3 separate regions of the Homo sapiens genome follow, and regions 2 and 3 are each linked to region 1. A link is a loop called in an ENCODE intact Hi-C map of the cell type or tissue named here. Cell type or tissue: GM12878. All regions are shown on one strand. Each heading gives the region's core, and the rest is flanking DNA. Links, peaks and the distances in the headings are about the cores only. Region 1 has its middle 40 kb from the start of MIR492. Region 2 overlaps TMCC3 (transmembrane and coiled-coil domain family 3). Region 3 has its middle 16 kb from the start of MIR5700.

Evidence for each region. Peaks named below come from ENCODE experiments on the same cell type or tissue, not always from the same donor. Only the 100,000 strongest peaks of a DNase experiment are listed, where the experiment ranks them.
Region 2: it touches region 1 in a loop (6-fold over the local background); 5 of 110 quality-filtered maps call a loop at or near these places.
Region 3: a loop joins it to region 1, with 8 times the contacts of the local background. A loop is called at or near these places in 20 of 110 quality-filtered maps.

The regions. Positions count from the first base shown.
Region 1 is chr12:94,869,423-94,880,292 of GRCh38, forward strand. No RefSeq gene overlaps it. Among named protein-coding and RNA genes, the nearest start is that of MIR492, 40 kb to the left of the region's middle. RefSeq lists an enhancer at 1,529-1,598 and silencers at 3,713-3,832, 3,893-4,502, 4,513-4,612. In GM12878, for the core only: CTCF peaks have their summits at 4,305 (motif pointing left) and 6,366; DNase peaks (open chromatin) are centred at 1,842 and 6,359; H3K4me3 peaks cover 4,455 bases; H3K27ac peaks cover 4,019 bases.
Region 2 is chr12:94,597,650-94,608,519 of GRCh38, forward strand. All of the region lies in intron 1 of TMCC3 (transmembrane and coiled-coil domain family 3), which reads right to left. Among named protein-coding and RNA genes, the nearest start is that of MIR7844, 32 kb to the left of the region's middle. In GM12878, for the core only: a CTCF peak has its summit at 6,016 (motif pointing right); no DNase peak of the experiment used is centred there.
Region 3 is chr12:94,540,315-94,551,184 of GRCh38, forward strand. It overlaps the pseudogene SUCLG2P2. Among named protein-coding and RNA genes, the nearest start is that of MIR5700, 16 kb to the right of the region's middle. In GM12878, for the core only: a CTCF peak has its summit at 6,048; a DNase peak (open chromatin) is centred at 6,107.

The sequences.
Region 1 (10,870 bases), core at 1,694-9,693:
GGCGGGCGGATCGCCTGAGGTTAGGAGTTCGAGACCAGCCTGACCGAGGTGGAGAAACCCCATCTCTACTGAAAATACAAAATTAGCCAGGTGTGGTGGTGCATGCCTGTAATCCTAGCTACTCAGGAGGGTGAGGCAGGAGAATTGCTTGAACCCAGGAGGCGGAGATTGCAGTGAGCCGAGATCGCGCCATTGCACTCCAGCCTGGGCAATAAGAGCGAAAATCCACCTCAAAATAAAATAAAATAAAATATATACAGTGTGCTTTTTTAAACAATGCAATTGCATACTAATAGACTACAGTGTAGTATGAACATAACTTTTATATGCACTATGAAACTAAAAAATTGTTTGATTCACTTTATTTAGATATTCACTTTATTGGGATGGTCTGGAATCAAACCTGCAACATCTTCGAGTTATGCCTGCATATTCACATTTACAGCTATAAAGAGAACTTGGGGCTGGGCGCAGTGGCACCACACCTGTAATCCTAGCACTTGGAGAGGCCGATATGGGAGGATTCCTTGAGCTAAGGAGAGTTCAAGACCAATCTGGGCAACAGAGTGAGACCCCTATCTCTACGAATAAAAAAAATTAGCCGGGTGTGATGGCACGTGCCTGTAGTACCAGCTACTCCACAGGCAGAGGTGGAAGGATCACTTGAGCACAGAAAGTTGGGGCTGCAGTGAGGTAGGATTGCGCCACTGCACTTCAGCCTGGGAAACAGAGCAAGACTCTGTCTCAAAAAAAAAAAAAAATATATATATATATATATATATATATATAAAGAGAACTTCATAAATCTATAAATACCAATCTTGTATGAGAGAAAAATGCGTGGTGAAGAAGAGTATACTTATATGCTACCATTTGTGCTTTTAAAAATGAAAAGCATGAATATATAACTGCTTATATATGCATAGATTATTTCTAGAGGGACAGAAGAGATGAGTTAACAGCAATTGCTTCTAGGAAAGGGAACTAGCTGTCTGGGCAACAGAATAGGAAGGCTTATTTTCATTGTAAGCTTTTGATAGCTTTTAAATTTTATACTATGTAAATGTATCACCTATTAATTTTTAACTTAAAAGGTTGTTATGAAAATGAAGGAAGCCAGTAGATGCGTGGCACAAAGAAAATAATCAATAAATAGTAGCTACCAGCCTGGACAACATAGTGAGATCTCGTCTCTACAGGAAATTAAAAAATGAGGCAGGAGGATCGCTTAAGCCCAGGAAGTAGAGGCTGCAGTGAGCCGTGATGGTGCCACCGTCCTGCCACCTGGGTGACAGAGCAAAACTCTGCCTCAAAAAAAAAAAAAAAAAAAAAAAAAGTAGCTACCATTATAATTATTCTCCCACAACTGCTTTCTAACTTTTTCTAACACAAATAATTTTTTAAAGCAACCAATCCTCTGTAACTCCTGGCTTGCATGGAAAGAGTTCATTTTGGATTCAAAAATAATGAAGGAAATAGGAAGGAGCCATGTGAAGACGTGAAAGAAGACCCAACCATGGGGTTCTCTGGTGTTCAAAGCCCTGGACAGCATGGTATGCACAACATTAGCCGTTTGTCAGAGTCCATTTGGGCTGCTACAATCAAATCCCATAGACTGGGTGACTTATAAACAACAAAAATGCATTTCTCACAGTTCAGGAGGCTGGAAAGTCCAAGATCACAGCCCCAGCAGATTCAGCGTCTGGTGAGGGCCCAAGTTCTGGTTCAGAGATAGTGTCTTCTCACATCATGGAAGGGACAAGGAAGCTCTCTGAGGCCTCCTTTATAAGGTTCTGCCCTTGTAACCTGATCACCTCCCAAAGACCCACCTCTTAATACCATCACCTTGAGGGTTAGGATTTCAACATATGAACTGCGGGGACAACAAACATTCAGACCACAGCTTCTCTCTTCAGAGCAACCCAAATACTGGGCATCTTCTGTGCTCCTACTCTGTACATTCCCTACACACCTTCTCTTTCATTCAAGGACACCAAAGGAAAGTAATTACTTTTGATTATAATAGTGTGTCTGCACACTCTCTCTCTGCAGTTACTGATCTGCCACAGTTGAAGGGCTGCCACATGCATCTGCCAAACTGCCAAATTATATGCTTCTCCAGAACCAGACAGGGTCTGGGGCAGAAACAAAAAGTTTGTAGGCAACAGAGTGTAATGTCAAGAGCCAGGGCTTTGGAGTCCAGCAAACCTGGGCACAAATCCTGCTCTATTTTCCTCATAGCACTCATCACTATCTGAAACTACATTATTTGTACCTTTGTTTACTACTTTATTATCTGATTTCTCAGTTTGAATGCGGCCTCCAAGAGAACAAGGCTTTTGTATGTCATGTTCCTCACAGTATTCCTAGAGCTCAGAACAGCGCCTGCACATAGTAGGTGCTTAATACACGTCTTATGGAGGTGGGGGCTGAGTATTTAAAATGCAGATTGCCAAGCTCCAGTTTCAGAGATTCTAACTCATTAGGTTTGAAACAAAGCCTAGGAATCTGCATTTGCAGCAAGCATCCACCTCTTTCATCCTAAGGCAGGTAGTAGGCAGATCACATGTTAAGATACTCTGGTCAATGCCCTCCATCTCCAAATCGTGATTCTCCCTCTAACACGCATTTCTACGGATCCCATCCAGGCTCTTTTCTTTAATTACCCTGAGGCACTGAGAGTAAAAGGAGGTTGCTGACCCCTGAATTTGGAGTTCAAACAAGTAACCTCACCACGGCCAGTTTCCATTTCTGCTGCATGCCAAACTAGCTGGCCAGCCTGGCTGGAATCCTGTTCTCCCCAGAAACACCTGAGCAGGTCTGGACTAGCTCCAAAAGTATAAGCCAGGTAAATTTCCGTGTCAGCTCATTGAGAGACTTTCCAGGGGCAGCTGGGGCCAATTCACATTTGCTCTATACTCCCTCCAAAGACACCCCCTTCAACACACACACACAGAACACTTAATTCTGGTACCACCAGCCAAAAGGGGCCCGAGTTCCCTTGGGAGCAGCCCAGCCGCTGAGAGGCGGAAATCTCTGAAAGGGCCACTCAGATGACCAAAGCAATAGGCGCCTACGTACCTTACAACAAGCCAACCTCAAGTTCCAACCTAGAGAAATGCATGGACTCTGGTGGGAGAGTCTTATTCCGTTTTTGTTTTCTTCTTTTTTTTTGTTTTGTTTTGTTTTGGTTTGGTTTTCTTCCATTTCTTCTCAGCCTTGTCTCTTCAGAAAATACCCCTCCACCCCTTCCTTGGCGCGTAAACTGTCTTCAGGGTGGCCTTAGGAGTTCTGGGACAATGTGGAGGGTACCCAATAGGATTTCCTTAAGTTTCCTCTACTGCTTTTCCACACATATTAATGCTGAGATCCTGTATTTGATTAAAGCACCTTCCATTTCCAAAGTTAAAATACAAACGGGTCTGGTAACTTACAAAGTCGCCAGCATCTTCGTGTCAATTAACTTCCCCAGACAAGTAAGAACGAGCTGCACTAGGGCCTGCGCTCTCTCCGGGGCTAACAACAAGCAGCACCAGTCCCCCAAGCTGTCCCTGGAGGTGGAAGAGCCACTGCAGCTGAGCCTGTTTATTTTTCGTTTTTCCACAGGCAGCCTTGGCTGGAGGGTGGGGGTGAGCGCGGGCTCCCTGGCACCTGCCGGTAAAGCAGCAGCCGCAGCCCCCGAGGGCGCCCCAGGCCAGGAGCTGCGCGCCGTCGGCGGGCCGTGCCTGGAGGAGGCTCGCGCCTTCCAAATGCCGGAGTGCAGGCATCCTTCCTCTCCCCAACCCCAGCCCCGGCCTCGACCTGTCGCCCACCTGGCCCGGACCTGGGGCTGGCTCCGTCTCTGGGGTGTGCGCCAAGGGAGCCCCACCGACGCCCAGCAGAGCTGCCCGGGCTCCCAAAGAAGGACCGGGGCTTTGGGCAGAATTCTGGCAGCCAGGCGGGCGTCAGGGGAGCCGGAGAAGGGGCTCGCCAGCAGGCGTGGGGCGGAGTGCCGGGCGCAGCCCACCTCGCAAGCGCGGGCCCAGGGCTCCGACGTGCCAGCGCAGCCCCGAAGAGTGCGGGCCCGGGGTCCCCGCGGCGCCCCTTCCCCTCCTCAGTCCCCCGGGGGCGACCGCGCTCCCCGCCGAGGTCCGTCCCCGCCGCACCCTCACTATTCCCGCTGGGAGGACCCCGGCGCACGCCCCCGCCCCCGCACCCCGGGGCGACGGCGCACTCACCCTCCGCATGGTGTCTGGGCCGTCCGGGCGGGGCTCGGCGACTTGGGCGCGAGAAGGGCTGGGCCGGCGGCGACGCTCGGCCGGCCGGGAGCTCCGCGCTGCCCCCTCCTGCACACGCCTGCGCCGCGGCCGCCAAGCCGGCGGGGGCGGGGCGGGGTAGCGCTGGCCGCGGGGTCCCCGGGGCTCTCCCGGGCTGCGGCGGAGGCGCGGAGCCGGCCAAGGGCGCACTGAGCTCGCGGAGCTCCGGGGCCCCGGGGCCTTTCTGCCGCCGTCGCAGCGTCCCCGCCTCCTCGGGCCGCTTCGCCCCTCTCCTCTTCCTCGAGTTCTGGCCCCACCAGGAGCGGAGCGAGTCTCCGATGCCTGCCCCGCGGCCCCCAGAACTGAGCTGGAGAAGCTTTGGGGTGAAAGCTGGGCCCACCCTACAGGGACCCCAAGTTTGCGGAGCAAGAGTGGATTGGCGGAGAGCGCAGATGGCAATTCTCACCCGCCTTAAAAGTACCACCTTAAAATTCTCCCCATGGGATGGGAAGGTGGCCCGCTAATGTCCGTTCCTACTCTTCGTTTTCTTTTTAATTTTTCAGACAGGGTCTCGCTCTGTCCCCCAGGCTGAGCGCAGGGGCGCGATTTCGGCTCACTGCAGCCTTGCGATTCTCCCAGGCTCAAGCGATCCTCCCGCCTCAGCCTTCCCAGTAGCTGGGACCACAGGCGAGTGCTCCACTACGCCCGGCTAATTTTTGTATTTTTATTCTTTTGTAGAGACTGGTGTCTCGCCATTTTGCCCAGGCTGGTCTCGAACTCCTGGCCTCAAGCGACCCTCCAGCCTCGGCCTCCCAAAGTGCTGGGATGAGAGGTGTGAGCCAGTGCGTCGGCCCTTTACCATTCTTTAGATTCTGCGATTGTTTTTTGAAAGTCCTGAGCATTCATAAAGCTTTCCGAGGAGGGGTGGGAAGAGAGTTAAGAGCGGTAAACAGCAGATCCACCCGGGGCTGGAGGAAACACCGTGGAACAGAGACCGTCTGGTCTCATTCAGGTGAAGGAGCTCGGCAGGGGAAGAGGTCAGCATCCCCATTCCAGCGAAACCCACGGGTTTTCCTAGCAGTCCCCTGTGTGCACAGCTTTCTCTTCACAATCGACCTCCACCCCAACTTTTCCAAACAACACGGGAGCCCATCCCCAAATGCTAATGCTTCTGCGGGAAAAAAATGAGAAGGGGGAAAAATGTATTCCCCAGATCATGAAAACGCTGCACACCCTTGAGCTCAGAATGCAGGATCTAAATCCGCAAGAACAGGATGGAATGATGTGGGAAGGTCTTCCAGGAAGAAATCTGATTTTATTCTGCTTCGACTGCTGAACAAAGTAAATCAAATAGCACGGAACTCAAGGCAGCCTGAATTTTGTGTAGAAAAAAATATCTCTTGTTTGTCAGAGGATCCTTTGAAAAGCATCCAAGGACGCTTGTGTTTCCAAAGCGGCTGTGACAGGTATGCAGGCAGACAGCAGTGGGAATGCAAAGGCTTGTGCCGGGTAAACACTTCTCATGAGTGTTTCAGCTTTGGCATTGCCTTTATGCCAGTTATTCTGGCAGATCACCACTGCCAAAGAAATACCTTTATAATTTTCTAACATTGATTGTCAGCAGCACTATAGAGACCGTAATATTACACGAAGTACCTTAATGATCTAATGAATAAAAACATTTTGTCTGGATTTCTCTTTGGTGCCTATCAGCACAGATAGGGGGAGGAGTGACTGATGTGTGAGGGGGAAATGTAAGAAACGACAATTAATGACACTTGCTATGTCCCTTTTTTACTTTATCTTATGATCTGTATGCAGTGGGTTTTTTCCTCCCTGGATATATAATCTCTTCTGATTGAGCTTTTATGTTTTTGCCTTTCTTTGGGAAAATAACAATGTTAGTAAGTGTACTTCTGAGCCATACCTGTCTTATCATTTCAATCCACACAACTCTATGAAGTACGTACTGGGATATTATGGTTTTTTTAGAGGGAGATACTCGAGCTCAGAGAGGGCAGGTCATTTGCCCGAGATCATACAGCTTGTTAGTGGCACAGCCTGGATTTCAACTCAGGCAGTCTGACACGAGGACCCTCTCACTTAATGCCCATGCAATACTGCCCTCCTCTGCTTCATAGAAAAGGTGCAACTGTGTAAAGGTGTTCCTGGAAGTAAAAACGTGAGCTTTTGTCATAGATTAGTCACTTGACATCTCAGAGCCTTAGCTTCCTCATCAGTAAAATGACAACTTGGACTAAATAGATGCATTAAAGGCCTAGCCAGAAGTAAAGTTCAAGATTTAGAGTATTACTATGTGAGTATTAGAGTATCAGTATTCTTGCTCAGCATTGTAAGAAATCTTAACCTGGAGATACAGTGTTAGCCACTTCATTGGTTTGTGTGATCTCACCACAGCGCCTTGTTTTAACACTACTTGTGCTGCTTTCTACAACATTACCTCTTCCTGCTCCTTCTAATTAATACTCTTTGCTTTGCAAATGTGATATCTAATCAATTTAATGTTCTTTTTTTTTTTTTCTTTTCTTTGAGACGGAGTCTTGCTCTGTCGTGCCCAGTCTGGAGTGCAGTGGCGCGATCTCGGCTCACTGCTACTTCTGCCTCCTGGGTTTGAGCAATTCTCCCACTTCAGTCTCCCAAGTAGCTGGGACTACAGGCACCCACCACCACACCCAGCTAATTTTTTATATTTTTAGTAGAGGCAGGATTTTACCATATTGGCCAGGCTGGTCTTGAACTTCCAACGTCAGGTGATCCACCTACCTCGGCCTCCCAAAGTGTTGGAATTACAGACGTGAGCCACCGAGCCCGTCCTAATGTTCATTTCTTACTAAACTTGAATAAGACTCCTGGTGTGGGGGAGGGGAGTCAGTTTCAGTTAAGTAGTTGTTAGGATGATCTTGAAGTATTAGTTAGCCTGAATCATTTTTAAATTCCCTTCAGAAACCAAGAATGTTATTCAACTGTACCAAATAAATAACAACACGTCAGTTGCTAATGGAACACGGTCACACTGGCCATCTATGGAAATCCTCATGTTTCCAATGCTCTCATTAACTACCCTGAAGAATCAATTTAAAAGTAAAACTAGATTGAATCAGATTTCCCCCTTTTTTATTCCAGGGGGAGGGGGAAAGGTCTTTGTTTCTTTCATATGTTTAAAGAATCTTCAAAATATTTTAATGATAGAGTTGTCTATCTGTTTCATATTATCATATCTCCATTAGCCTTCTAAACTCAGCCATATTATTTGATTCCTTGAAAACCATCTAATGTTTAAGAACACTATATTTTCCCCTTTTTTCTTAATTGTTTAACTTCTCCACCAGTCACAAACACTGTTATTCAGCCTTAATTTTTTTTTTTTTTTTTTTTTTTTTGAGACAGTGTTTCACTCTTGTCACTCAGGCTGGAGTGCATAGGCACCATCTCGGCTCACTGCAACTTCCGCGTCCCAGGTTCAAGCGATTCTCCTGCCTCAACCTCCCGAGTAGCTGGGATTACCGGCACCCACCACCACTCCCAGCTGATTTTTGAATTTTTAGTAGAGACGATGTTTCACCATGTTGTCTAGGCTGGTCTCAAACTCCTGACCTCAGATGATCCACCTGCCTCGGCCTCCCAAAGTGCTGGGATTACAAGTGTGAGCCACCACACCTGGCCTATTCAGCCCTCTTGATCTGCAGGCTGGATTCATAGGTCTTCATCTTAGTACAGTAGGAAGTATACTGGCATCAGGAGGTCAAGCTTACTTCTTTCATTACCTATTAAGGTAGATAGGCATTTGTTATAAAATTGAACAAAAAGGAACTAGTTTACAATTTTACATAAATAGTAAAAGAGAATAATTTCTTCTTTTCGTAGATAAGAAATGTTATCAACTGGCATAATTTCTTACCAGTCTGTCATCCTCCATTTAGAAAACCATTAGTAATTAAATGTTGTTTTCCTTTACCATGTTCCTAAATATGAATCCTTCATAAGGCATCTATTAAATACCTACTATGGGGCGGTATACATTATTGATTAAATCAATCCATATTTCCCTGAGAAAGACCAAGAAAAATTTCAAGGAAACATGTATCACAGCTACATGCATTGAGTACTTTATATGTTCCAGGCACTGTGAAAAGCCATGTATCAATCTGTTTCATCCTCACAAAACTCTGCAGGATTGTTGTTAGTATCTTCTCCATATGATAGACTATGAAACTAAGATTTATCGAGATGAAACACCTTGCCAAAGGCTGCATGTTTAATTAGTGACACACTTCTGGCCCAAATCTGACTCCAGAACCCAAGAGATTGACCAGTGATAGGTGGATGTTAATGTATCACACAGACTTCTCTCTCCGGAATTTCTTCAAAGTGGTGAAAACGTGAGCCAAGAATTTTATATCCACTAAAACTGACTTTCAAGTATTTATACTAGAATAAAGTGACATTAGTTAAGAAAGAATTCTTAAAGGAGATGAGTTCTTAGCTTGAAAAAATATAAGATTTGAATGGGAAGAGTGAAGAATATTCTTTTTTCAGCCTCTCAAGTAGCTGGGACTACAGGTGCATGCTCCCACACCCATCTCTACAATTCTTTTTGTTCGTTTTGTAGAGATGGGGTCTTGCTATGTTGCACAGGTTGGTCTCAAACTCCTAGCCTCAAGTGATCCCCCAACCTAGCCCTCCCAAAGTGCTGAGATTACGGCATGAGCCACCATGCCCAGCAAGAATATTCTTCAAAGGGTACAGTGGAATGAGCCACAAAGTAGAGGTGGTGAGTCAATAAACCATTCTTAGGGAACCCTGGGATGTGTGACTTTTTAATTTTTATTTTTTATTCCAATATCACAGTCACTTAAGGATATTCTGGGTCCTTTATTTTGCTGTAGGAGGTCTGCGTGGTTGCTATGCTATTTCTTTTCTTGCCCTTGACAAGGCCTGTTCAACTTCTCTGAACCACAATTTAGGGGCTTGACATTCTATTGATCTTTTTTTTCTTCTTCTTCTTTTTGTGGCCTGAAGATGCAGGGTAGAGTGGGAAAGAACTTACCTAGAGCTGTGTGTCGCCTTTATCATAGGAATTTAGTTTCTTCTTTCTTCTAAAGCTCTGTGCCAGAGTTCAGCCCTTAGTGGATATTTAAAAAGACAAAATTCACCCGGACTTGCACCCCTAGTGCTACTTATATATTTAATTCCATGCTCCTTTTTAGTCTTCGTCCAAATGCATGTCCATCTGCAATCTATTTACACAGCTATCTCTCCTACTAGACTCTGAACTCCTTTAAAGAAGGGACTGTCTTAATTCTTACATCTCCATGGCCTACCCCAAAATAGGTGTGCTTGGTACGTGTTTAATAAACGAATTAGTGATGTTTAAACCATATTATAGTCTGCTGTTTTCCCTTGGTTAATGTTTCCTATATTTTACATAGCCTTAATAATTACCTTTATTGGCTGCTCAATATGCACATCTCAGTGATATATTATCATTTAACCTTACCTCATGTTGCCATTTGCATTGTTTCTACTCCTTTGATTGAGCCCGAGAGTTCAAGACCGGCCTGGGAAACATAGTGAACTCCATCTCTATAAAAAATACAAAAATAAGCCAGGTGTGGTGACACGCACCTGTAGTTCCAGCTACTCAGGAGGCTGAAACAGGAGGGTCACCCGAGCTCGGGGAGGTTGAGACTGCAGTGAGCCGAGATCACGCCACTGCACTCAAGCCTGAGTGATAGAGCGAGTCCCCATCTCAAAAATAAAATAAAATACTCCTTTGAAATTCCCTTGAGTTAGTAAGTAGGGATATGACTTCATATTAAGAAGGATTTGGAGGATGAGAATGTGATTAAATGGTCTAGACGTAGGAAGATAAGTTAGGAGGCTAACCTCAGTCACACAAAATGGAACTGGTGAAGGAACCAAGGTCAAGATTAGGATGGTGATTGTGGAAATGGAAAGAGAAAATCAATTTCTACATCCACTGCCAAAGCTGGGAAGATGTAACAAGGGATTTACCCTATATAGGGCTAAAAATATGACAAACAGTGGGGACATTGTCCTATGATGGGGAGCGCTATTTTAGCACCATGGACAGCTCCCAGGTTATCAGGTATTCGTTCTGGGTGGTATGGAACCATTATTGCTGTCCGTGATGGTGCCTTTTAATAAAAAACATTAAGTAACATTTTTGAACATATAACTAGTGAAAGCTTTACATACATTTATTAATTCTCATAACGAAACAGGCACGTAAAGATTACATAATGTCGCCCCCAAAATCATACAGATAACAAGTGGCAGAGCTAAGTCCTGAGTCCAGGTAGTCTGGGTTTAAAACCCACTACGCCGGCCAGGCACAGTGGCATAATACCAGCAATTTGGGAGGCTGAGGCGGGTGGATCACCCGAGGTCAGGGGTTTGAGGCCAGCCTGACCAACTTGGTTAAAATCCATCTCTACTAAAAATACAAAAATTAGCTGGGCGTGGTGGCGGGTGCCTGTAATCCCAGCTGCTCAGGAGGCTGAGGCATGAATATCGCTTGAACCCAGGAGGTGGAGGTTGCATTGAGCCAAGATCATGCCACTGCACTCCAGTCTGGGCAAGAGAATGAGACT
Region 2 (10,870 bases), core at 1,583-9,582, 270 kb before region 1:
ACAAAAACTAGCCAGGAATGGTGGTGCATGTCTATAATCCCAGCTACTCAGTGGGGCTGAGGCAGGAGAATCGCTTGAACCTGGGAGGCGGAGGTTGCAGTGAGCCAAGATCGCGCCATTGCACTCCAGCCTGGACAACAGAGAGAGGCTCTGTCTCAAAAAATAAATAAATAAATAATAAAAATAAAATAATTTCTCTAATGCACCAGGAAGGTTCTGAAATGTAGTTTCTTGTCACTTAGGAAATCACAATTTGATAGAACATGAACACAGAAATGAAGGAATTCTTTTACCCTCCAAAGTCCAAGAAGGCAACGACTTGTTTAAAGGACACAAGCAGGCCTCAAGAAGAATGGCTCAAGAGAGGACAGAATCTTGCCAGGATCATTCAAGTTTATCAGAAAAGAGAAGCCACCAGTTACTAAAGACTTATCAGCATCAAATAATTTCCTAAATGTTTCCGGTACCTTATTTTATTTTTCCTTTCAAGAATCTGATATTAGAATTAAAACTCCCATCTTCTCAGAAAAGTGACTTACTAGGACTCAAAGCTAATAAGTGGCAGAGCCATGTGATTCCAGCCCAAGTGCACCTGGCTCCAGGAATATCCTACCTTTTCTTGAGCTCTTTCTGTGTACGCCAAACCATTTATCATACATATACCTGTTTCCTTTAACCCCTAAAGCCCCTCAAATCTACTTAGTTTACTCAAATCATTGTGCTACCATTAAATATGCAAATGTGAAAAATATGTATGATAGAGAAACAGAAGAACAAAAACAGACTCCTTCAGACTCCTTGGTGCCACGAGGCAATTACTGGAGATGTTCTCAATTTGGCATTCATAAGTTCTCAATTTTGGCATTCATAAGTAGGAGAAGAAATGACCTTAAATCCCAAGATACCTTGCATAATAAAAAAATGTGGGTTACTTCTGTTTTACCCACTACCAAAGATCCTCAAGGCCAGCTTATACATAAACTCCCTCTTTGGCTAAAGCTCCAGCAGGTTCTACAGTCATTAAATGCTCTGCCGTCAATAAGAGGAGGCTTTCTTCTCCCACAGCCACAGACGTTTAAAGGCTCCAAAGATTCGTGTTTCAGGCAGAGAACAGTCCTCCTCTAAGATCATACTGTTTTGTGATCTGGGATAAAAGAAACGACAAAGAAATAAAACAAATGGTGGGCTGTGATTTTAAAGATAAACACTGTATCATGACCCTTCTTAGAACCTAAGTCTGTATTTGGGTTGGCTGTATCTCCAAAACACAGGCAACAGACTTCCAGGACCCACTCAAAACACTCGCAGCAACCAGGTAGCTCAGACCTCATGGGAAAGCTCTGATTCCAGAGCCATGTATCCTAAATAAAGGTTTGCTTCCAGGGTGGTAGCATAAGTTAGTGGTTAAAGGCACAGATTTCAGAGCCAGACTGCCTAGGTTCAGCACTGCCATGTGAATTGCCTCGTCTTGGGCAAGTTACTTTCTCTATGCTTTGATTTTCTCATCTGTAAAATGAGGACAGCAGTATCTACTAGTTCACAGTGTGACTGTGAGGATTACAGGAATTCATGATAGGGTCTTGTACAGAGTAAGTGCTATAAGTGTTGGCCATGGTTTATTAAACCTAACATACCCCAGATAGGTGGGTTCTTCAGAAGACTCCAGAGCCAAGAACAGTGATGCTGCTGTCACCATCATTAAGCTCTTTCAACAGAAGCCAATCATTGTCCCCGCCGCCCCCACATGCACGGAGTATTTGTGTGTACACAAACTGCTGCTTATCTATGCATCTTGCAGCAGAAAGGAGGGTGGAAAGTGGAGAACAGGGTCTCAAATTCATACCAGAAGGTCCCTTAAGAATCAAGTTTCAATGAACCTGAACAGGAAAGATAATTTTTAAAAGATACCCCCCCCCCCGCCCACACACACACACAAGCCTAAGATACTGCTTTACAGAGTCTTACCTAGTATTTAATTTGACTTGTATAAAGGTACTTTATGTAAAATAACTAAACTTTACATTCTCAACAGCCAGCTCTTAATGCTTTTATAATTGTCATGAGTTTTCTATATTGCTATTTTCAGTAAAACTAGGACTCTGAAGTAAGACCCTAAAGACAGATGTCTAACGTTTTCCACCTCCAAGTCTTTAAGCAAAACAAGAGAAAATCGTATTAGAAAGACATATCTAATGATTATAACTTGCTACTTCCTCTATAAAACCTCCTTAGCCTACTTTTTGAGAGTATTATGGCATGACCAGGCACAGTGGCATGTGCCTGTAGCCCCAGCTACGCAGGAAGCTGAGCCAGGAGGATCGTTTGAGCCCAAGAGTTGGAGGCCAGCCTGGGTAACACAGCAAGACCCCATCTCTAAAAAAAGGAGTGGTGGTGGGGGAAGAGAGAGAGAGGGAGAGAGAGAAAATGAATGAATATGAATTATGCTTGGAAGCTTGTTTTTACAGATATTATGTTGGGGGTTTGGGGACTGGGTTATACTTAATTCCATGACCTTAGGGGTAAACAGCATAATTATTTTATTGATGTTCTCTCTCCTTCATCTCTTCTTTAAAACTGTCACCAAATTCTGGTTTTTTTTTTTTTTTTTTTTTGGCTTGGTGGTTTCTCTCCAGATTGACCCTTCCTTGCTATCCTCAGGGCCATCTATCTTAATCCACATCCTCATTTCCTATCTCACCTATAGCAAGGGCAACAGTTTAACTGGGTTTCCTTGTTTTCAGTGTTCTATTCCTTCCATCTAGTCTATAGGAAGTCATTACACTGATCTTCTAAACTCCCACTTCCATCACACTAAAACACTGCTTAAGATGTTCAACGATTCTTCCTTTAATAAAGAGATTGGATTCCTCCCCTTGCTGGTACTTAAGCCCTGAGTAATTTTTCCTATTCAACTTCCAATGTCTTCCTCCTTCCTTCACCATCCACCAAGTGGATCTCAGCACTGTGGTACATGAACATATTTCTGGACTTTCTGTTTCACCTCAACACTTACACCATTCCCTTCCGGACACAGCATCTCAAGGCCTCTGTCATATCCAAATCCTACCATTCCTTCAAGATCTCTTCCATGAGGCCTTTCCAAAGGACTTCTTCTCCTTCCTGATCCATTTTGGCTCTTATATATACTGTTAGGTGGGTTCCTCTTTGTTTTATCATCTTTGCTGGGTTTTTTACTAGTTACTGAAAGCATTCACTTTCTCAGGTACCATACAACACTCAGCACAGAACGCGCAGTATCACTGAGCAGCAAATACCTATATACGAACCCAATTTCTCTATGTCATAACCCAGTATATTACAAATTCTGAATGAGACATCCAAGAAAGAAATACATGTTTACCAATATATACATACTTATGTATGTGCACATATACATGCACACACCTAATTAAAACAAAAGTTTTGTAAAATACTACTTATCTTTACTACACACAATGTAACTGTATTTACAGCTACCTAATTTTCTGGACAACTGGATATTAGAAATTATAATTACCTTTGTTAATTTTATTATGTAGAAAAAGTCCTTGTTTGCAGATACATATTAGAAACAAAGTGCCCTGGCCGGGCGCGGTGGCTCATGACTGTAATCCCAACACTTTGGGAGGCTGAGGCGGGCAGATCACTTGAGGCCAGGCTTTCGAGACCAGGCTGGCCAACATGGTGAAAGCCCATCTCTACCAAAAATACAAAAATTAGCTGGGCATGATGGTAGATGCCTGTAATCCCAGCTACTCAGGGGATTGCTGAGGCATGAGAATCACTTGAACCTGGGAGGCGGAGATTGCAGTGACCCGAGATCATGCCATTACACTCACTACACTCCAGCCTGGGCAACAGAGTGAGGCTGTGTCTCAAAAAACAAAAAAGAAGGCTGGGCGCAGTGACTCATTCCTGTAATCCCAACATTGTGGGGGGGCGAGGTGGGTGGATCACATGAGGTCAGGAGTTTGAGACCAGCCTGGCCAACCCTATCTCTACTAAAAAATTGGCTGAGCATGGTGGTGCACACCTGTAATGCCAGCTAATTGGGGAGGTTGAGACAGGAGAATTGCTTGAACCCGGGAGGCAGAGGTTGCAGTGAACCAAGATTATGCCACTGCACTCCAGCCTGGGTGACAGAGTGAGACCTGGTCTCAAAAAAAAAAAAAAAAAAAAAAAAAAAAGAGAAGAAAAAAGAAAGGGACCTGGTGTCTGTATATCACTTACTTTTAACAGGTTACAAACACAAACAAAGAAAATAAGAACATTTTAAATTGTTGAATCTGGGTAAGGTAGATGAGTATTTGCTGTGATGTTCCTTCTGCTTTTCCATATAAGAATATAAAGTGATAGTTGTTACTCATCAAATTTATTTCATGACCATAATCCTGTTTGAAAAACAGTGTGTTATAATTAGAAAAAAGACAAGCCACTTGTCCCTGTGTTTGTTAATCATACTTAAGGAAGGCTCTAACATTCTGAAGAACGTTCTGTGGTTACTTCCTGGCCTATAAAGGATTTAATGTTCCATTGCTGAGTCTACTAATCTCTCCTTCAAAATCCTTTCTACAAAACTTCTGTGAATCATTACGACCTTAGCAGAAAGGTATAAGATTAGGGATTGGTTTTTTAGTTGCAGAGATCACAGACTCAGAACTTACCCTAAGACCTCGCATACTGAGAACAATCCTTGTGGTTTTCACAGGGCTTTAAAATAACTAAATCTAGGAACATCAAAAGTTTAAGACAGTGCGCTAAAGCTGAAAGTACCATAGCAAACATGTGCACTGGTTACATTTTCCCCTTCCTTTTCCTTTAAGAATAGGTTTTAATAAAAGACGAAGTTCCATGAACGGTCAGTAACATCTCATTTAATTGACACTAAGGGAAGTATTCTAGATGAGTGAATGAAACTTGTAGATAACTGAAACTCCAAGTCTTGCTAATTAGAGATTTCTAGATTTTCTTCTTTCTTTTAATTTCTTTTAGAGACAAGGTCTTGCTCTGTTGCCCAGGCTGGCTTCCAACTCCGGGGCTCCAGTGATCTTCCTCAGCATCCCAAGTAACCGAGGCTACAGGAGTGCACCATCATGCCCAGGTGGATTTCTAAATTTCCAAGATTGTTTTCCTGTTGACTATGGACATCCACATAATCAAGTTTGAATTGTGACACAGCAACAGTGACCTCAAGAAGACAACTGAACTAGATCACTCGGGGGACCTGGGATCCAATTAACCTTAGGTCCTCGTAAAGAAGCAAGGTGGCTGAACTCTGCAAACTCTAAGGGCCTTGCAGCTCTCATATGCAGCAGTTCTGTTACTATTAGGTCTGTAAGGCTGGCATCCTGCACGCAAAATGCCAATAGCCTTGTTCATAAAATTATTAGCACAGACCAACTGACACAAACTGAGTATTACTCTTTATAATGAATCTTATTTTTTATTTTTTTGAGACAGAGTCTTGCTCTGTCACCCAGGCTGGAGTGCAGTGGCGCAATCTCGGTTCACCGCAACCTCTGCCTCCCAGGCTCAAACAATTCTCATGCCTCAGCTTCCCGAGTACCTGGGATTACAGACGTGCACCACCACGCCTGGCTAATTTTTTTATTTTTAGTAGAGATGGGGTTTTGCCATCTTGTATTTTAGTACAGACGGGGTTTTGCCATCTTGGCCAGGGTGGTCTTGAACTCCTGGCCTCATGTGATCTGCCTGCCTTGGTCTCCCAAAATGCTGGTATTATGGGCATGAGCCATCCCTTTATAATGAATCTTATTTACCAAAATAAAATTTAATAAGCAACAAGTCGTTAAAAACCATATGCAACAAAAGGAATGAAAAATTGTTCAACACACAACCCAGACAAATCTCACGTGTGTAATACTTAATGAAAGAAGCCACACACAAAAATGTGATGGTGTATGATTAGCGTGCTGCGGAGGTGAGAAGAGTGGTTACCCTTTGCGGGGAAGTAGGGGTACGGAGAATGATTCACCAGTAGGTGGCACCAGGGAGCACTGGGGTGCTAACAACATTGATCCAGGTGGCAGTCACTCAGGACATACACATAGGTAAAAATTATCCAACTGTACATTTAAGATGTATACACTTTACTGTAAGTGAAACCTCAAAAAAGTAATAAGATGCAAAAAAACTTAGATAACAAAAATGCAGGAGCTGTCAAAACTATTATCTTTATAGTACCTGTAACATTACAAATGCACAATGAATAAATGTTAACATACAGTATTGCTCAATTCTAGCAAGAAAAAAAACCACTTAAATTTCATTAGCATGTCAACCTGTAATGCATTTTGTCAGCTCTTTAACATTTTTAAAGTTTCCCAAACTTTCATGACACTGTCTCATAAATATTTGTTTTTAGAATACTAAAGAGCCAATGAAAAAGAGCAGAAATCCACACGTGTACTACTAGCAAGGCATTAATATCTGTGGTTTAACTGAATACATCAGATTTAGACATAAAAATATGCAATTTAGAATTCTGCAAAATGCAGCAAAATCCTAATACCATGTTGATCCAGATTGCTAATGCCTTGTTTTATTACATAATAGTCATTTAGAAAGCCAATGTTTCTCAATGAGGCTGAATTTAACTAAAAGCACACAAAGTACAATTAGGGCTTGCTTACTTAGACCAAATTGTTTTTATGATAGCTAATGGAACTGATTAATTTAGGTTGCAAACCAAGCCCCCTAAAATACAGAATTGCTACTTGAAAATGTTTTTCTGGGCATCTTTTGTGAACTAAGTCCTGTGCTGAAAGAACTGGAGTCAGAGAAATATGATAAGCTCTGCCCTAAGAGGTCACTCTTGGGGCAGGGAGGCGTACAGAATTAAAAAATGTAACAAGGCCAGGCACAGTGGCTCACTCCTGTAATCCCAGCACTCTGGGGACCGAGGCAGGAGGATTACTTGAACCCAGCAGTTTGAGACCAGCTAGGGCACAATAGTGAGACCCCATCTCTACCAAAAAAAAAAAAAAAAAATGCTGCGTGTGGTAGTGTCTGTGGTCCCAGCTACTTGAGAGGCTGAGGTGGGAGGATTTCTTGAGCCTAAGAGGTCAAGTCTGCAGTGGGCCATGATTGTGCCATTGCACTTCAGCCTAAGTGACAGAGTGAGACTTCATCTCAAAAAAAAAAAAAAAAAAAAAGAAGTAATAAGTACTATAGGAACCAAGGGGAGGAAATAAGCAGGGGGCTTCAATGAGAAGCTTCTGAGAAGGTGATAATTGACTTAGAGGCAGCTCAAAAATCTGCTGAGAGCCTAGCAAGGAGCACATTGTATCTGCAGAAGGAAAAACTAGAATATGTATTTAGGAAACTAAAAGTTGGAGTGTCTAAAATTGAGAATGGCTAAATGGGTCATTCTAAATCAAGGCATGATTGAGGGCTGGGGTGAAAAAGAGGTGCATGGCAAGCATTCCTAAAGGGAGGCGGCACAAGGCTCAGAAGAACACCGACAACCTGCAACAGGCTCTGCAAACCATGCTAGGCTAGACACCTGACCATGCAGACAAGGGGAAGCCAGGAATTTTAAAGCAGGTGGTGTTTTTATAATCATGAAAATAAAATACGGAGACATAGAGAATTTGGAATATCAAAAAGAAAAGGAGGCTTATCTTAAATACAGATACTGTTTAGGTTCTTATTAATTTTTTAAAAATACAGCACTGTGACTATACTACACAGAGGGATTTTGGATTTAGTTCAGGTCACATAAGAATGGTTCATTCATGAATCTGTGTAATTGGTCATGACATGCGTATACACTTGTTGCATACCAACATTAAGTAAGCGTCTATCTGGGATGCTGGGATCATGTAATTTGGACTTTTCCTTTTTTTAAGCATCATTTGAAGCTAAGGATAGCTGAGTTCTTACCTAAAAGAACACTGTCCATCACATATGGAAAATCAGGCATTTTGCCTCATAAATACACAATTCATAATTTATTCCATCTCCACTCATCTCTCTTCTACAGGCTCAATACTATTCAAACTCCAATTATTATCACAGCCTTGGTACTTTCCATCGGGGGCTAGATAAAGAAGAGCAAAGTTTTCACCTACGATGAACAAAATGGCAGGACTTAAAGATGACTTTCCTGAAGAGTGCAATGCCTTCTGTCTTTTATTTATGGACTGAAAAGAGAAATCCCTCAATGTACACGGCAAATCACATTCCCCTCACTCTAAGCCATACTTACGGAAGACATCCCAGATTCTCCTGAATGCAGGAAAGTACCACGGTTACACCAATCTACTCCGTCAAACCAGGTACTAACTATGACTAAAATTATATGTGGAAAAAAAAAATCCAAATGAGATTAGTAACAGAAAACAAACAAACAAACAAAAAAACAAGTATGTGTGTAGGGGGGTGGATAGAAGGCAGTCTTGAAAGCGTCAATGCTAGACGCTTTTTTTCTCTTTACTGGGAATTGCAATCAACCAAACCATGGGTCTGTACCTGACCTAGAGCCTTTAACAATGCAACAAGACTGTGAGAACTCTCACTCAGGGACACCTGCTCTTAGCCTATTATGGAACTACTGCCTGTGTGCAGAAGTATCATTTGGAAACATGAATTTTATGCTCAAAGGGTAAAATGCCCAAGAGGCTTTACTCATGCCAAGTTCCCTAAGAACCATGGGGCTTCTTTTTGCCTTGGGAAAGGAGGTGAACTTTTTTCTTATTCTTTTTTTTTTTTTTTTGAGACAATCTCGCTCTGTCACCCAGGCTGGAGTGCAGTGGGGTGATCTCAGCTCACTGTAACCTCTGCCTCCCAGGTTCAAGTGATTCTCCTGTCTCAGCCTCCTGAGTATGTGGGACTACAGGTGTACACCACCATGCCTGGCTAATTTTTGTATTTTTAGTAGAGATGGGTATCGGGGGAACCAGCCCCAATATTTCAAAGTAGGTTCTATTTTCCCTAAGTGTCAGCCGGTCTGAGAAATAAAGAGAAAGAGTACAAAGAGAGGAATTTTACAGCTGGGCCTCTGGGGGTGACATCACATATTGGTAGGACCGTGATGACCCCGAGCTGCAAAACCAGCAAGTTTTTATTAGGGATTTTAAAAGGGGAGGGGGTGTACGAACAGGGCGTAGGTCACAAAGATCACATGCTTCAAAGGGCAATAAAGATCACAAGACAAAGGCAAAATTAGAATTACTGATGAGGGTCTATGTCCTGCTGTGCACGTACTGTCTTGATAAACATCTTAACAGGAAACAGGTGAGAGCAGAGAATTGGTCTGACCAAAATTTACCAGGCTGGAATTTCCCAATCCTAGTAAGCCTGAGGGTACTGCAGGAGACCAAGGTGTATTTCAGTCCTTATCTAAATTGCATAAGACAGACACTCCCAGAGTGGCCGTTTACAGACCTCCCCCCAGGAATGCATTCCTTCCGCACGGTATTCCTTGCTGGGAAAATAATTCAGCGATACCCTCTTACTTGCACATCCATTTATAGGCTCTCTGCAAGAAGAAAACTATGGCTCTATTCTGCCTGACCCCGCAGGCAGTCAGAACTTATGGTTATCTTCCCTTATTCCCTGAAAATCACTGTTATTCTGTTCTTTGTCAAGGTGCACTGATTTCATATTGTTCAAACACACGTTTTACAATCTATTGTACAATAGTGGTCCTGAGGTGACATACATTCTCAGCTTATGAAGATAACGGGATTAAGAGATTAAAGACAGGCATAAGAAATTACAAGAGTATTATTACAGAAGTGATAAATGTCCATGAAACCCTCACAATTTATGTTCAGAGATTGCAGTAAAGACAGGCATAAGAAATTATAAAAGTATTAATTTTGGGAACTTATAAATGTCCATGAAATCTTCACAATTTATGTTCTGCCCATGGTTCCAGGCGGTCTCTCCATTCGGGGTCCCTGACTTCCCGCAACAGATGGGGTTTCACCATGTTGGCCAGGCTGGTCTTGAACTGCTGACCTCAAGTGATCTTCCCACCTCAGCCTCCCAAAGTGCTGGGATTACAGGCATGAGCCACCGTGCCCAGCCTGAAAGAAGGTGAACTTAATTAGATGCCAAGGATTGCTAACTACATAACAGTATTTACAATGTGGTACCCTTGATTAATCTGACTCAGTCCACCTACCTTAATCAGCATTTCGAAATGTTAGGGGACCATCTGTTCATGAACTGAGAACATTATGAAGTCTCTCATTCAACTCAGGATATCACCCTGAACTTGATGAACTAAAATTTATTTGATTTCTATACTTTAATGACTCTGATGTCATTCATTGCTTTCAATGTTATGACTGATGTTTTAATAAGGCCATTGTAAATATACCATAAGTACCACAATCTCTGTGTCAGAGAAACACTTTGCTTGATTGCTTTTCTTCCTGGATAAACATGTAGTGAACAATCAGTGAATATATACTTCATATTATAGGATTGACTCAAAGAGTTCAATAATATCTAATCAGAGGCAAGGGTATGTTTATTAAGGGACACATCCTTCAAAGGAATCAAACTTTATATATAAACAGAGGTAAAGTGACAAGCGTAATTAGACAAGAATTAAAAGACAAACAGATTTGGGTAACATCATTTATTTTCCACTTATATAGCATCTTTCATTAAAAATGTCAATAAATCTTTCCAACTGTTCTTGTTCCCACCTAGGATATGATGATCTGAAAGTCTTACACATCTGTTCTGAATTTCACACTCCATAACTGACAGCTATTCAGTCTTTGGGACTCATCACTCAATCTCCCCTCTCCCTTGCCTCCCACATACTCTAACATCAGACCTTTTTGCTCCCTCCAACACCTGACACCTGCCTGGTCTAGGTCTGTTACAC
Region 3 (10,870 bases), core at 1,406-9,405, 330 kb before region 1:
TGAAAAAAAAATGTATAATGTGTCTAGATAGCTTTATCTAGTATATTCCAGACAGGAAAGAATTTCAATTCTGACCAGAAATAAAGAATCCAACTGTCCATTTTACAAGTTTGATGATTGTAAGAATTTTTCAACAGACTGGCCTTTGGCCCCGTTCATTTCCAACTTGTTTCTCATCCATTCCCCATGTGTTTCTGGTGGCCAGCACTGTGGGGCACATTCATACTCCAATATGACCTCTTGCCCTGCACCTTCTTGTTATGAGGCTGGATGGGTCAGTGCAGAAAGAGCAGAGCTTTTCTCTCTTTTTTTGAGACGGAGTTTCACTCCGTCGCCCAGGCTGGAGTGCAGTGGCACAATCTCATTTCACTACAACCTCCACCTCCTGGGTTCAAGCAATTCTCCTGCCTCAGCCTCCCGAGTACCTGGGATTACAGGTGCCTGTCACCACACCCGGCTCATTTTTTGTATTTTTAGTAGAGATGGGGTTTCACCATGTTGGCCAGGCTGGTCTCGAACTCCTGACCTCAGGTAATCCACCTGTCTTGGCCTCCCAAAGCACTGGGATTACAGGCGTGAGCCACTGCGTCCAGCCGAGAAAGAGCTTTTCTAAAAACCATATCTATACCCCACCAACTAGCAAACTTAACAAAATGACTATAAATATATCCTATTTAACACAAATTAAACATGTCCTCGACTTGATTTCTTCATAGCTGTTTTTTTAAATGCACATGTTCACTTCAGGGCTAGGTATGGGGAAGATTTAATAGAGTCCCCTCTATTGAAATGGAAGGAGGCTGATGTGGTCTTAATATTTTGTTTTATTTTATTGTATTTTATATTTGGGGAATGGGGTATCACTATGTTGCCCAGGCTGTTCTCAAACTCCTGGGCTCAAGCATTCCTCCCACCTCAGCCTCCTGAGTAGCTGGGACCACAGGTACACACCACTGTACCTGGCTAGTTGTGGTCCTAATAATTGCAACTAATATATCTTCTAAAAATTCTGCAAAGTGTATGAACACGACTCCCATCTAGGGCCTTAGAGGGACTCACATAAGGTAGTAGCCCTGAAGCTCAAGCTTCATTAGGTTCAAGATAACTCATCTCTGCTTCTGCTGTCTCCGCACTCCCGTACTGTCTAGGCTTCATTCAAAATAGCTGCTGTATATGTCAAGATGATTTTGATCTGCAGGGACAGAAACCCAACTGAACCAAAACAACTGGAGGATATACTGACCCCTAAACTGCTGGCTTTGGGAACAATTGGAACCGATGATAAAAATGCCACCAGAACTATTTCCTTCTTGCTACACCTCAGTTTCCATCTCCACAAATGCAGATGAAAACTTCAACCTTACAGGAGGCTGGACCTCTGCCAGTCCCTGACTCAAATCGCACTGCTTTGCCACTCCAGGGAAACCCCTCCAAGGGCCACATTGGCCAGTGTGGGCCATGTGAACACTCTCATGGGGGGCTCTGAGGGACAGCGCCCACTAGGTCTTCAAGGTTGGAGTGGGGAAGAAGGAAGATGTGCTGTGGTCAAAAGAACAATCCCTTCCCTGTCCCTGCCCAAGATGTCCATGTCCTAATCCCTGGGATTTTGCAAACTTGATTAAGAATCTTGAGGCTGGGCGTGTTGGCTCATGCTTGTAATCCCAGCACTTTGGAAGGCTGAGGCAGGCAGATCACCTGAGGTTGGGAGCTTGAGACCAACCTGACCAATGTGGAGAAACTCCATCTCTTCTAAAAATATAAAATTAGCCAGGCATGGTGGGTAATTTTGTGCCTACAGGCTAATTACACACCTGTAATCCCAGCTACTCAGAAAGCTGAGGCAGGAGAATCACTTGAACCCAGGAAGTGGAGGTTACAGTGAGCCAAAATCACGCCATTGTACTCCAGCCTGGGTAACAAGAGGGAAACTCCGTCTCAAAAAAAAAAAAAAAATCTTGAAATGGGCAGATGATCCTGGATTATCTGGGTGGGCTTAATATAATCACAAGGATCCTGACAAAAAAGAGGCAGGAGGCCAGGCGTGGTGATGTGCACCTATAGTCCCAGAGCTTTGGGAGGCCAAGGCAAGAGGATCGCTGGAGCCCAGCAGTTCCAGGCTGCAGTAGGTTATAATCACACCACTGTACTCCAGCCTGGATGACAGGGTGAGACCCTGTCTCTGTTCAAAAAACAAAAAGACAGAAGAAAGTCAGAGACAGAGGAGACATAAAGATGAATGTGAAGGTCAGATCATGTGGGGCCATGAGCCAAGGAACATGGGCAGCCTCTATAAACTGGAAAAGGCAAAGCGCTAGATCCCTCCTGCAGCCTCCAGAAGGATTGTAGCTCTGCCAGTGCTTCATTTTAGAACTTCCAGAACTGGAAAAAAATGAATTTGTGTTGTTAAAACCAATACATTTGTGGCAATTTGTTATAATAGCAACAAGAAATGGATACAGGTGCTAAGAAGATAGCAAAATGCATGCCCACTGTACCTTCTCTCTCCTCCTTCCTGGTCCTATCTATCTGTTATGGGCTGAATTGTGTCCTTCCAAAATTCACATGTTGAAGTCCTAACCTCCAGTACTTGGGAATATGATACTGTTTGGAGATAGAGTCTTTAAAGAGGTGATTAAGGTAAAATGAGGTCATAGAGGTGAGCCCTAATTCAATATGACTGGTATCCTTGTAAGAACAGGAGATTAGGATGCAGACAGGTACAGGCGAAGACCATGTGAGGCCACAGCAAGAAGGTGGCCCCCAACAAGCCAAGGAGAGAGCCCTCCAAAGAAATCAACCTGCCGACACTGATCTCAAACTTCTAACCTGCAGAATTGTGAGAAAATCAATTTCTGTTGTTTAAGCCAGCTAGTCTGTGGTGTTCCTTATGGCAACCCTAGCAAACTAATACATGATCCTTCAAGGCAGAGGTGAAAATCTGCCTCCTTTCTCAAACTGCCTTTGATCAGCCTGCTCCCAGAGCAGCCATTGTCTCAGAATACCTAGTGGCCAAGAGTTTAACCCAAGGATCACAAACTCAAATGCCTATAGGGGCCAGGAAGAACTAACATGAGTGAAGTGCTTGACTATAAGAAACTGTATTTGCCAATTGATATGGTTTGGATCCGTGTCCCTACCCAAACCTCATGTTCAATTGTAATCCCCAGAGTTGGAGGTGGGGCCTGGTGGGAGGTGATTGGATTATAGGGGTGGATCCTTCACGAAGGGTTTAGTACCAACCCTTGGGTGCTGTTCTCGTGATAGAGTTCTCATGAGAATTGGTTATTCTCAACAGGTTATTTACTGGTTGTGTAACCAGTTACATGAGAACTGGCTAGCACTTACCCACCTCTCTCTCTTGCTCCTTCTCCCACCATGAGATGCCTCACTCCGCCCCCTTCATCTTCTGCCATGATTGTAAGTTCCCTGAGGCCTCCCAGGAGCTGATGCCGTCATGCTTCCTGTACAGCCTGCAGAACCATGATCCAGTTAAACCTCTTTTTAAAATAAAAATAAATTACCCAGTCTCAGGTATTTCTTTACAGCAGTGTGAGAATGGACTAATCTACCAATTAAACATAATCAGTATACACTATCACAAAAATGACATTCACTCCCTATCTCCCTGTCTGCTTTTAGTTTTGCCACATTTTATCAAGGATGAATACAAGGAAAATCCTCTCTTCCTGACCGTTCAGTGGGGAAAAGTGGCAGTGCTGGGGTGAGAGGCACCTGCTTTTATTTTTTGTGTTAAGGAACCTACAGGAGAGGTGCGAGCTGAGCTGGAAATTGCAGGCCCTGCCCTGTGCCAAGGGGCAGTTGCTACTTAGCTCTAGCCAACTGTTACCAGGGACAAGGACAGGCCAGACCAGCCAGAGTTTTCCAATTTTTCAAAAAAACTGAAAATATACATTTTTAAAGTGAAATTTGATTTTAAGACATTGATAACTAATTTTTTAAAAATTAACTGTGTTGGCCACCTCACATCCATTACAACGGCTACTAGTAAAAAACAAAACCAAACAAAAACAAAATAGAAAATAAGTGTTGGTGAGGATGTAGAGAAATTGGAGCGCTGTTGGTGGGAATGGAAAACGGTGCAGCTGCTGTAGAAAACAGTATGGCAGTTCCTCAAACATTTAAAAATAGAATTAGCATATGATCCAGCAATTCCACTTCTGGGTATATACTCAAAAGAACTGAAAGCAGAGTCTTGAAGATATATTTGTACACCCATATTCATAGCAGCATTATTCATGAGAGCTAAAATGCGGATGCAACCCAAGTGTCCATTGACAAATGAATAGATAAGCAAAATGTGACACACATATATATATATCACATGATGGAATATTATTTAGCCTTACGAGGAGGGAAATGCTGATATATGCAACACAGATGAATCCTCAGGACATTCTGCTAAATGAAATAAGTCAGTAATAGAAGGATAAATTACTGTTCGATTCCATTCGTATGAGCTGCAATACTTAGTCAAAACCACAGAGACAGTGAAATGGTGGTTGCCAGGAAGTGGGTGGGGGGCAAGAATGGGGAATTAGTGATTAATGGGTACAAAGTTTCAGATTCGCAAGATGAAAAAAGTTCTAGGCTGGGTGCAGTGGCTCACGCCTGTAATCCCAGCACTTTGGGAGGCCGAGGTGGGTAGATCACCTGAGGTCAGGAGTTTGAGACCAGCCTGGCCAACATGGTGAAACCTCATGTCCACTAAAAATACAAAAAATTATCTGGGCACAGTGGCAGGTGCCTGTAGTCCCAGCTACTTGGGAGGCTGAGACAGGAGAATCGCTTGAACCTGGGAGGCGGAGGTTGCAGTGAGCCGAGATCGCGCCACTGCACTCCAGCCTGGGTGACAGAGTGAGACTCCATCTTAAAAAAAAAAAAAAATTATGAAAAAAGTTCTGGAGGTAGACGGTGGGGATGGCTGCACACCAATATGAATGTACTTAGTGCCACTGAATTTCACACTTAAAAATGGTTGAAATAGTAAATTTAATGTTATATGTATTTTACCAGAATTTTAAAAATTGGAAAATGACAACTGAGCTGGCTAAGATTGTTATTTTGAAACAAGACACATTTTTTAAGGCCTAGCTTCAGCTCATAGTCCACCAGTTTGCAACCTCTGTTTTAACACTTCCTTGTTTTCTAGTCATTTCATGTGTTCATGTCTTACCCAACTAGAAGGTAAAATTCCCTGGAAGTAGGAACTGTGTCTTAACCTTCTTTGGTATCTTTCAAAGTGGGTACTTGGAGCTTTGCAGTGGGCAAATCACAGTTGCCCTGCTGAATACTGGATGATACCCACACACTCATAACTAATTATTAGACACTGCCATGCTGTACACAGAGCTGTGGCCACATGGGATTAATTGTAACATTTCAAGAATAAGAAGAGAGCTTTTGAAGTACAAAAAGAAATTCATTCTGACTAGCAGGTGGGGATGGTGTGTCAGGAGAGACGAGGGTGAAGAGGGCAGGGAGACGGGAAAGGGGCCTTATAGGCCACAAGAAGGGGAAATGGGAAATTGCCACAGGCTGTAAGCAGAGGGTGACGAGATTGGATTGGATTTTGAGATAAATCATAAAAACTAGAGCCTGGAACGCCCCTGCTAAGAGATTCAGGAAAATGGTAAATGCCGCTTGGCAACAGCTCTCCAGGGCCACATGTGAACACAAACACACTTGTTTGTGTTCAGCGAATGAGGAGGTTGGGGACATAGGGAAGAACTAGGGGAACTCGGGGGGCTTCAACAAGAGGAGTGAGGCAAATGCACACCCCCTTCAGAGCAGGGGCTGTGTGCGCACGTGTGTATGTTGCGTGTGTGCAGTTAGAGTGGGGGTGATTCTTAGGTGGGTCTAGGCAAGCTGACACCCTAAGTTGCAGACCATGGGCAGCAGATGGAGGCGACGCTAAAGTCCAGCCATCAGACCCTCCGTGCTCCCCTGGAACACCTGTAGGAAACCCTGAGAACTCCAACTTTAAAGGGATCCAAGACACTGTAGCCAGCACAGTAACCCGTGGCAACCCCTAGAGGTTGCTATAACCTCAGCAATGGGGAGCGTTATACCGAAGGAACCTGCCGGTTCCCCAGACACAAAAATGGCTGAACCTTGGTGATCACAGCACATGACCAGGAACCGCCAATACACTCATGGAACTGTCCCGCTGACAATGTCTAGAGGGAAAATGCCCTGTCCTCTAACACCCTTCTCTGAGGGGGAAAAAAGCCACATTAGAAGAAGTGATATGACCAAAAGACAAGCTTTCTCCAAAGGCCAATGGCCTTGGAATGTTTATTAAGTGTTTTGTCTGTTTGCTCAAGTGCTATCCTTCAACACCGGGACTAGAAACAATTTCTTCAGAAATAACTAACCAGCCACAATTAGTAAAACTTCATAAAGCCTGGAGAATACTGTCATCAGAAGAGCTACATTTGGGGCAGTCTGGGGAAGGGTGAAGTGTGAGGATGGGGACCATTATCTCCAGAGGTCTAGTGATTAAGAACTGGGTGACTCTGGACAGCTGGTCCCAGGGACTTTGCACTTGTGGTGGAGGCTGAATTCGTCATTCCCAATCCGGATGCTATGCAATCATCGTCAAGTACTCCAATCCATCTGCATGTCTGAATATGGATGGGGATGCTCTGCACTGTCCCCATCGGCCGCTGGGTCCTCCACTCTCTCTCTGCTCTGGATCTCTGGATCTCATCTTTCTACTTCCTCTGCAGGTGGCATCATGGGGACTGTCTGGTGACTCCCCTAAGCAACCAGCATCAGACACTAGAAACTTCCAGTCAAGTCTCCTGGTCCCTGATTCCAACCAGACGACCACATCTTCACCCCAGGATGGACTTTAGACCTCAGCAGCAGAGACAGCCATACTTCCTGTGTGACACTGGGGCAACCACGTTTCTCACAGGCCCCCAGGTGGGGCTGAGATGAGAGCAGGCCATCTGAAGGTGCACAAAATAGGCAGGATGGGATGGAGGCCAAGAACATCCCAGTGAAATGGGTGCTCCCAATTTGCATTTGGGAAAGAAGGGCTCCCACCTTTCCCAAGCCCTGCATTTCACATATTTTGCCCCTATTCTACTCTACACTCAACCCCCAACTCTCTGAGTTCCACTCCACATGACCCCGCCCCCATCTTAACTTGCTGTGTCCTCACCCTACTCCACAGATCCCTGCCTCCCGTGCCTTTGCTCCAGGTGAGGCCATACACTTGGCGGAGGCCTATTTGCTGTGGCCATTTTGACCCAGGGAATGTCTGATGTGACCATTTGAAAACACTCTCCACAAAATTGCTCGAAACACTGTTTTATATTAAAAATTCAAAGCAGGCCTAAGTGAAAAAGACAAACAAGGGACAAGGGATGTGGGCCTGATGACTACTGAATGTACTACTTAGTAACAATAATTAAAAACTAAATATTTAATAGTTTGGCTTTCCCCCCAGCTACCTAAAAAAAAGCAAACAAACAAAAAAACTGCCTCTCAGACTAAAATAGCTGCTTCAAGAGCGCCACATCAACATGTGATAAGTTTGCTCACATTGTTACCTTCATCTTCCTACTCCCTGTGTCAATTACAAATGGCTTATGATGCAACTAATGGCCATTATCAAAGGCATAAGGAAAGACATTTAAGACTTCACATCACAAGAAGTCTCCAGACAGATGATTCCCAGCATTGACTCAACTGCTCAACGGGGCTCACAGAGACCCAGCTCCTGTCCGGCTTTCTTCTGCCATCCTTAGCTGCTTGGCTTTTAGTTCTCATTCTCATCACTTCATGGTTGCAAGATGGCTGCCACGGTTCCACGCATCACATCTTCACACAAGGCAGGAAAAAAGGGAAAGGGGCAGTAGTTAAAAGGCTGTTAGAGTGCTAGGTTTCCTGTTTAAGATAGCGTCCCCCATGGCAGCGCAGGCCTGGAAGCTTCTGCAAGCCCTAGCGCTGCTGCCCCGCTTCCTGGTGGCCAGGTCCCGGGCAGTTCAATTAACCTCCAGAAGATGGCTGAGCCTGCAGGAATGCCAGAGCAAGAAACTGATGTCTGATAACAGAGTGACAGTTCAAAGATTCTTTGTAGCAGACACTGCGAATGAAGCTCTTGAGGCCGCTAAGAGACTAAATGCAAAAGAAATTGTTTTAAAAGCCCAGATCTTAGCTGGAGGAAGAGGAAAAGGTGTCTTCAATAGTGGTTTGAAAAGAGGTGTTCATTTAACAAAAGACCCTAATGTTGTGGGACAGCTGGCTAAACAGATGATTGGGTACAATCTAGCGACAAAACAAACTCCAAAAGAAGGTGTGAAAGTTAACAAGGTGATGGTTGCTGAAGCCTTGGACATTTCCAGAGAAACCTACCTGGCAATTCTGATGGACCAGTCCTGCAATGGCCCCATGCTGGTGGGCAGCCCCCAGGAGGGCATCGACATTGAAGAGGTGGCTGCTTCAAACCCAGAGCTCATTTTTAAGGAGCAAATTGACATTTTTGAAGGAATAAAGGACAGCCAAGCTCAGCGGATGGCAGAAAATCTAGGCTTCGTTGGGCCTTTGAAAAGCCAGGCTGCAGATCAAATTACGAAGCTGTATAATCTCTTCCTGAAAATTGATGCTACTCAGGTGGAAGTGAATCCCTTTGGTGAAACTCCAGAAGGACAAGTTGTCTGTTTTGATGCCAAGATAAACTTTGATGACAATGCAGAATTCCAACAAAAAGACATATTTGCTATGGACGACAAATCAGAGAATGAGCCCATTGAAAATGAAGCTGCCAAATATGATCTAAAATACATAGGACTAGATGGGAACATTGCCTGCTTTGTGAATGGTGCTGGGCTCGCCATGGCTACTTGTGATATCATTTTCCTTAATGGTAGGAAGCCAGCCAGCTTCTTGGATCTTGGAGGTGGTGTAAAGGAAGCTCAAGTATATCAAGCATTCACATTGCCCACAGCTGATCCTAAGGTTGAAGCCATCCTTGTCAATATTTTTGGTGGTATCGTCAACTGTGCCATCATTGCCAATGGGATCACCAAAGCCTGCCAGGAGCTAGAACTCAAGGTGCCCCTTGTGGTTTGGCTTGAAGGAACCAACGTCCAAGAGGCCCAGGAAATACTCAACAGCAGACTCCCCATTACTTCAGCCGTTGACCTGGAGGATGCAGCCAAGAAGGCTGTGGCCAGTGTGGCCAAGAAGTGATGTCTTTGTCCTGATCCGATGGAGAAACAAAGCCATTTTTCCATAAAAAGGGATGGTTCATCATTGTGAAAGAAATGGTTATCTCGTTGGGGAGGAAAAGGGGGGGTGAAGGCAAGAATCACTGAAAAATCTTAAATCTGTGTTTTCTGGAATAAGCTATCTAGACAGCCTAAATCTGATTTTAGTCTTTATAAAAATAATATCTCGTATTCTCATACTTTTCTGTCACTGTAAGCCTGCCCAGTAGGCAGTGTTTTGCAGACTTTGGGGAGCGGTCTATGTGACCAAATATTGTGTGTATAGACAGAATTTGAAATCGGGTCCTGCTTCATTTACAAGAATTTTGGTGGGCATCTAATCCTACATAATGAAAAAGAAGAACAGACCATTTAAAAACTCAGACAAGATTATATTTAATATATTAATTACTAAAAAGGCACAAGATTACACTGAACATTAGCTACTAAAAAGGCACTGCCAAGACATTCAAACAAATAGCTATTACACACTGCAGCAGATTTTACAGGTTTCTAATTCCAACATATGTTTGAAAAATCCATGAGTGTTCCAAAATATACTTAATAATGGAAGGTCTGCATTAATATACCATCCATGTGTTTTTACCATTTGGTTTAATATTGAATATACTGTTTACCTCACACTAAAAATAAAACCAGAAACCTTATTTGTGACTTTGGAGTGGAAGCTTCCATTTTTGGGTCAAAAATGAATCCTGATTCTTATGGAAATCTCTGTTATTAAGTCATTTCAAGATGAGACAACACTGAAGATCAAATTGTGTTGGGTATCAGTATCTTCTCTCCTCGTTTATCTCTTACACCTCATCCTCCCAGGATCTACCAGTTGATGGTAGAAAGATGGGAACCTTATCTGAATGTTTTTTTTTTCCATGATGTCCAATTTTGTTGTGGGAAAGGATTTGGATAAAGTTTTTGTTTAAATTTTGGTAGATTTTTATCTATACAAGTTTAAATAAAATTATGTTTTGTAAGTTGTAAAAGAAAAAAAAAAGGCTGTTAGAACTGTCCTGGGAAGAACTGGACCAGAACTAGTGCAGCTGCGGTTGAGATGGAGAGATGATGATTTTGAGATGTATTTAGAAGGTAGAATTGACATGGGTTGATGGTGGTAATGACAAGGAAGATGGTTCTGAGGTTTCTAGCTTGGGTGGTGGTGGTGCCTTTTAATGGAAATAAAGAGTACAGAAAGAGCAGACTTGGTGTAAGGGAAAAAACAATGACCTTGGTGTTTTCGTTTGAGGTTCTCTAGGAACATCCTGAACCAATATTATATAAGAAATTTAAAATATAGATCCACTGCTTATAAAAGAGGTAGATGCTACTAGCTATGTAACTGTAGTAGTATTTGCCACACAGGCGGCAGCTGGGTCCACAGAGGGTGTGTAGGAAGGACGGGGAGCCACAGAACCCTGAAGAGTGGTGGAGAGGTACACGGAGACCTGGAGAGAAAACACCCTAAGGGATTAAGCTTCAAAGAACAGGAAGAGGTCTCCAGTGTTGACCAATCTAGAAACCAAGTAAGGCCAGGCTGTGAAATGCATGCACTGGTTTTGGCAATTAGGTGGTCGATGACCTCATTGGATGCAATTCTTGGGAGGGAGGTACTG